Regions from separate parts of the Homo sapiens genome. Here region 1 is linked to region 2. Evidence: read pairs that join two places in POLR2A ChIA-PET (ENCODE). Cell type or tissue: B cell. All regions are shown on one strand. Links, peaks and the distances in the headings refer to the core of each region. The heading gives the core; the rest is flanking DNA.

Region 1 (2,910 bases), core at 97-2,596, 160 kb before region 2:
AGGTGATCCACCCTTCTAGGCCTCCCAAAGTGCTGGGATTACAGGTGTAAGCCACCATGCCCAGCCCTGGTGACCCATTTTTGTCTGTCTGCTATGAGCATCTTAGAGGCAGGAGATCAACGTAATCATGTGCGTATTCTCAGAATCCAGAGTAGGTTCTGGCACATAATAGGTGCTTATTCATTCAGTAAACAGAAACGTATTTAAGCACCTACTATGTGCTGGGCATGGATCTAGGTGCTGAGAATAGAATGGTGGACAACAGAGACAAAACCCTGCTCTCAAGGAGCTGATGTTCTAGAGGGAAGAGGTAATTAATCAAATAGCTATAAAACAGAATATAATACAGTAAATAGCATATAATAACAATATAAAGTCAGGGAGTGATTGGGTCTATGAAGAAAAATGGTGCAGGCTCAGGTGTGTGAGAGGGTAATGGGGGAGCTGTTGGGGACAGGTGGTCAGGGAGGTGACACTGAAACAGAGCGAAGCAAGGGCTGGGTCAGGTGGGCATGGCAGTAGGAAGAACATCCCAGGCAGAGGAACAGCAAGTGCAGATGCCCCAGAGGGCCTGTGCTTGGCGTGTTCAAGGAAAAGCAACAACACGCCTAAGAATGTGAGCTAGTCATGAAAGAAGTGAAAGAAAGAATGAATGGGCCCGGCACGGTGGCTCACGTCTATAATCCCAGCACTTCGGGAGGCCAAGGCGGGAGGATCACCTGAGGCTGGGAGTTCAAGACCAGCCTGGCCAACATGGAGAAACCCCGTCTCTCCTAAAAATACAAAGTTAGCCGGGCGTGGTGGTGCATGCCTGTAATCTCAGCTACTCGTGAGGCTGAGGCAAGAGAATTGCTTGAACCCGGGAGGTGGAGGTTGCGGTTAGTCGAGATCACACCATTGCACTCCAGTTCTGGGCAACGAGAGTGAAATTCTGTCTATATATATATATATATATATATAAAGAAGGAGAGAGAGAAAGAGGAAGGAAGGAAGGAAGGAAGGAAATATGTCATGGCAGAAACGATTCTGGCTACAAACTGGTAGGTGTGGGTTCAATAGTTCAAGCTCTGTCTTTAATTAACAGCGGGACCTTACTGAGCTTCAGTCTCCTCACCTGCAAAATCAACATAATACAAGCCCCATGCCTCCTGTGTTGTGCAAACCAAATGCAACAAGCACTGGGAATCGGATAAAGCAGAGTGTATTTGTGAACTCTATATTACCATGATTGTTACAAAGCCGTATTCAGACACCTCCTGCTCACAGTCAACCAGGTCACAGTTCCTTCTGACTCGGCTGTAATGACAGGCTGTCTTGGGGGACCCCCCTCACAGTGGAGGCCCCTGCCATCCCCTGCTGCTCCTCCATCCCTCTTTCCTCTGCCCCCCTCCCTCTTCTCCTGCCTTTTTCCAACATTTCCTGGTGCCTTCTGTGGGCCAGGCTTACAGAAGAAGCCGTAGGTCCGGAGACATGACACGAGGTCCCTGGTCTCCAAAACCCTGCGTATTTTGTGACAACAGATTCTGGTACATGCTTTCACAGCGGTCTGTGCAAGGCCCTTGGGGAGCACTGTGGAGGGAACACCCAAATCTGCTGGGAGGAGCAAGACCCAAGGCCAGCAAAGAGTGGGTAGAGCTCTGGGCTAGGAAGGGGTCTGAGTCCTTGTTCCAGCTCTGTCCACCACTCACTGTGTGACTGTAGGCAAGCCCCCAGCAATCTAGGCCTCAATTTCCTCACCTGTCAAAAGAGATGGTGATTCTATGCTCTTGCAACTAACTTATGCTGTGCTTCTGCCATCTCTTAGTGGGCCCAGCACTGCACTACCCGCTACAGGATATGAAAGAGAGAAGTGAAGACTTGGTTCCGTCCATTAAGAGATTCTGCAGTGAAGAAGTGTCAAGCCACAAACTCCGTTCAAAGGAGCAGTGATTGACTGATTCCCTTTTGGTGTCAGTGTTCAGCACAGCTGGGATGCCTTTCAGGGAATCTAAAAAGCCAATGGAGGCTTGGAGCGTTGACTACGGAGGCCTTTTCCAGTGCGGATTCCAGGGGCCTATGAACAGTTCTCGAGCTACCGAAGGTCAGATGCAGTAAGACATCCAGTTCAGAAGTCACAATCACAGGAAATTTAGGGGGCAGCAGCGCACGCAGCTGGGCTGGCTTGCTGGGGGAGATTTTCTGCAGGAGGGGGAGTTGGATGCAGGAAGAATGTTCCAGGCGGGAAAAACTTCCAGCAGTCCCAGGCCAACTCTGCACGTCAGGCAATCTGACTTTGGCCAAGTCACCAAATCCCCCCGCAAAGCCTTGATTTCTCCATCTGTAAAACAGGGCTGCTGAGAGATTGAGAGAGGGTACATAGGCCGGGAAGGTGGCTCACGTCTGTAATCCCAGCACTTTGGGAGGCCGAGGCGGGAAGATCACTTGAGCCCGGGAGTTCAAGATCAGCCTGAGCAGCATAGCGAGATCTCATCTCTACTAAAATTTTAAAAAATTAACCAGGCATGGTGGGGCGTGCCTGTAGTCCCACCTACTTGCAGGGCTGAGGCGGGAGGATCGCTTGAGCCTGGGAAGTTGAGGCTGCAGTGAGCCAAAATTGTGCCACTGCACTCTAGCCTTGGGTGACAGTGGAAGACTCTGTCTCAAATAAATAAATAAATAAATAAATAAATAAATAAATAAATAAAAAGAAAAGAAAAAGAGAGGGCATATAAGGTGTGCTAGAGCACAGTGCTGAGGACACAGCAGGCCCTCAGTCGCTGGCAGTTCCAGTTTTGTTTCCTGAAGGAGCTCACCCACTTCCCTCTGTCATGCACTCCTGGATCTCACCACCTAAGGGCAGAGAAGCCACCTGCTCATGGTCATCTGAACACCAGTCCCAGACTCGATTTCTCTCTCCATCTGGCCTGACAA
Region 2 (2,910 bases), core at 134-2,633:
TGTTTGTTTTTAAAGTGCCTTTATCCCAAAATAATCCTTTTTTTTGAGACAGAGTCTCACTCTGTTTCCCAGGCTGGAGTGTAGTGGTCTGCAACCTCAATCTCCTGGGCTCAAGCAATCCTCCTGCCTCAGCCTCCCAAGTAGCTGGGATTATAGACATGCACCACCATGCCTGGCAAATTTTTTATATTTTGTATTTTTTGTAGAGACAAGGTTTCACCACGTTGCCCAAGCTGGTCTGGAACTCCTGAGCTCAAGCAATCCCCCCACAGTGGCCTCCCCAAGTGCTGGGATTACAGGCATGTGCCACCACGCCTGGCCAGCTCAAAATAATCCTTAATCAATGAATGGGGAGTGGTGGCACACACCTGTAATCGCAGCTACTTGGGAGGCTGAGGCACGAGAATCGCTTGAACCTAGGAGGCAGAGGTTGCAGTGAGCCGAGATTGTGCCACTGCACTGCAGCTTGGGTGACAGAGACCCTGTCTCAAAATAATAATAATAATAATAATAATGATCCTTAATCCAAAGTGGCACATTTTGGGTGGCATATCCTGAACTCCTTCAATATAAAGCCTATATTCAAATGTCCCCTATTGCCCCAATAACCTCCTCTTTAGCCGTTTTACCAGTCCAGGTTCCAGCCCAAGAGGTTGCATTGCATTCACTTGTCCTGCCTCTTTGGGTTCCTCAGCCTTTGAAGTTTTTTTTTTTTTTTTTTTTTGAGGCGGAGTCTTGCTCTTTCGCCCAGGCCGGACTGCAGTGGCGCGATTTCGGCTCACTGCAAGCTCCGCCTCCCGGGTTCATGCCATTCTCCTGCCTCAGCCTCCTGAGTAGCTGGGATTACAGGCGCCCGCCACCACGCCCGGCTAATTTTTTCTATTTTTAGTAGAGATGAAGTTTCACCGTGTTAGACAAGATGATCTCGATCTCCTGACCTCGTGATCCGCCCGCCTCGGCCTCCCAAAGTGCTGGGATTACAGGCGTGAGCCACCGCGCCCGGCCTTGAAGTTTTTGAAAATGACAGGCCGGCCATTTTAACAGATGCCCCTCCATTTGAGTAGCTCCCACCTTTAGGTTGCAGCGCCCCCGCGCCCCGCTCAACAGCGATTTAAAGTGTGAAGCCCCCAGCACAGCGCCTGGCCCGTGGCAGGCCGTCGGGAGATAGAGGTTCCCTAAAACAGTGGTGCGGGGAGTAGCAAGAGGCTAGAGGAGGAGTGAGAGGAAGGGTGGAGGAGCTGCTATGGCTTCCCTAGGATTCAGGCCCCAGACGAGGCCGAGGACGTGCTGGCTGAGGCATGTCCCGACTCCAGACTCCAGCCGGACAGTCCGGACTTTGCCCCAGGGGATTAAACCTGGAGCAGCTGGAACTCTGAGGAAAACAAATCTCTAGACCGTGACTCAGCGAAAACAGACACCGGGACCGTGACTCAGCGAAAACAGATCTCGGGGCGGTGACTTAGCGAAAATAGACCTCGGGACCGTGACTCAGCAGGAAAAACACGGCCACGTGGCTCGGGAAAGGATTACTCAGCAGGGGCAGAGCGGCGCCAGATGGGCTGGGCGCGGCGAGCGGGTGGGGGGCGGGGTAAGGGGGGGTACGCCTGGGCGGGGGGGGGGGGGGCGGGTGGCATCGCGCCCCAGGCTCTGGGGACAGTGTGCCTTTCTTTAGGACCTGGCCCCTGCCTCTTCGACTCTCTAAGCTCTAAAGGGTGGTTAACAGCCTTCAGGGCTGCTGGTAGGCTTAAGTGAGCCCAGAAGTGAGCAGAAGTGAGAACTGCCTAGTAGTTGATACTCACCGGGTCCCTTAACAAAAAACCTTGAACGAATAAACAATGCCTCTGCCAATCACAGGCTCGGCAGCACCGTGGGAACTTTTTTTTTTTTTTTTTTTTGAGATGGAGTCTTGCTCTGTCACCCAGGCTGGAGTGCAGTGGCACGATCTTGGCTCACTGCAACCTCTGCCTCCTGGGTTCAAGCAATTCTCTGCCTCAGCCTCCCGAGTAGCTGGGATTACAGGCACCCATCACCATGCCCAGCTAATTTTTGTATTTTTAGTACAGATGGGGGTTTCACCATTTTGGCCAGGCAGGTCTTGAACTCCTGACCTCGTGATCCACCTGCCTCAGCCTCCCAAAGTGCTGTGATTACAGGTGTGAGCCACCGCACCCGGCCTTTTTTTTTTTTTTTTTTTTGACGAGTCTTGCTCTGTCGCCCAGGCTGGAGTGCAGTGGCGTGATTTCGGCTCACTGCAACCTGTCTCCCAGGTTCAAGCAATTTTCCTGCCTCATCCTCCCTAGTAGCTGGGATTACAGCTGTAATTATACCACATCCGGCTAATTTTTGTATTTTTTTAGTAGAGATGGGGTTTTATCATGTTGGCCAGGCTGGTCTCGAACTCCTGACCCCAGGTGATCCATCTGCCCATTATGGGAACTTCGATAGCTGCCTGGGAAGGTGGTGGTCGCTATTGAGTGATTTGAGATCTCCCTCAGCTCAATTCAGCCAATACTTGGTTGTCTTCCTGGGGCCTCAGTTTCCCCATGTTAAAAGTGGGGAATAAAGATAATTTCTCGTTCACTTAATGATATTCCCTGAGTCTATATCATCATCATCCTTGACTTATTTTTTTTTTTTTTTGCGATGGGGTCTCACTCTGTCACTCAGGCTGGAGTGCAGTGGCACGATCTCGGCTCACTGCAGCCTCCATCACCCGGGCTCAAGCGATCCTCCCACCCTAGCCTCCCAAGTAGCTAGGACCACAGGCCTGTGCCACCACGTCCACCTGGCTAATTTTTTTGTGTTTCTGATGGAGACAGGGTCTCACTATGTTGCCCAGGCTGGTCTCAAACTCCTTGGTCCCTTAAGTAATATAAAGATTTTTTTCTTTTGGAGAAAGAAGGTGCCATT

The links. ChIA-PET counts read pairs that join two places held together with the same protein. Peaks named below come from ENCODE experiments on the same cell type or tissue, not always from the same donor. Only the 100,000 strongest peaks of a DNase experiment are listed, where the experiment ranks them.
Region 1: POLR2A ChIA-PET joins it to region 2 with 5 read pairs; 3 of 35 experiments call an interaction of 5 or more read pairs at or near these places.

The regions. Positions count from the first base shown.
Region 1 is chr22:35,525,691-35,528,600 of GRCh38, reverse strand. No RefSeq gene overlaps it. Among named protein-coding and RNA genes, the nearest start is that of RASD2, 14 kb to the left of the region's middle. In B cell, for the core only: no CTCF peak of the experiment used is centred there; no DNase peak of the experiment used is centred there.
Region 2 is chr22:35,370,602-35,373,511 of GRCh38, reverse strand. No RefSeq gene overlaps it. Among named protein-coding and RNA genes, the nearest start is that of HMOX1, 9.0 kb to the left of the region's middle. In B cell, for the core only: no CTCF peak of the experiment used is centred there; DNase peaks (open chromatin) are centred at 1,451 and 1,771.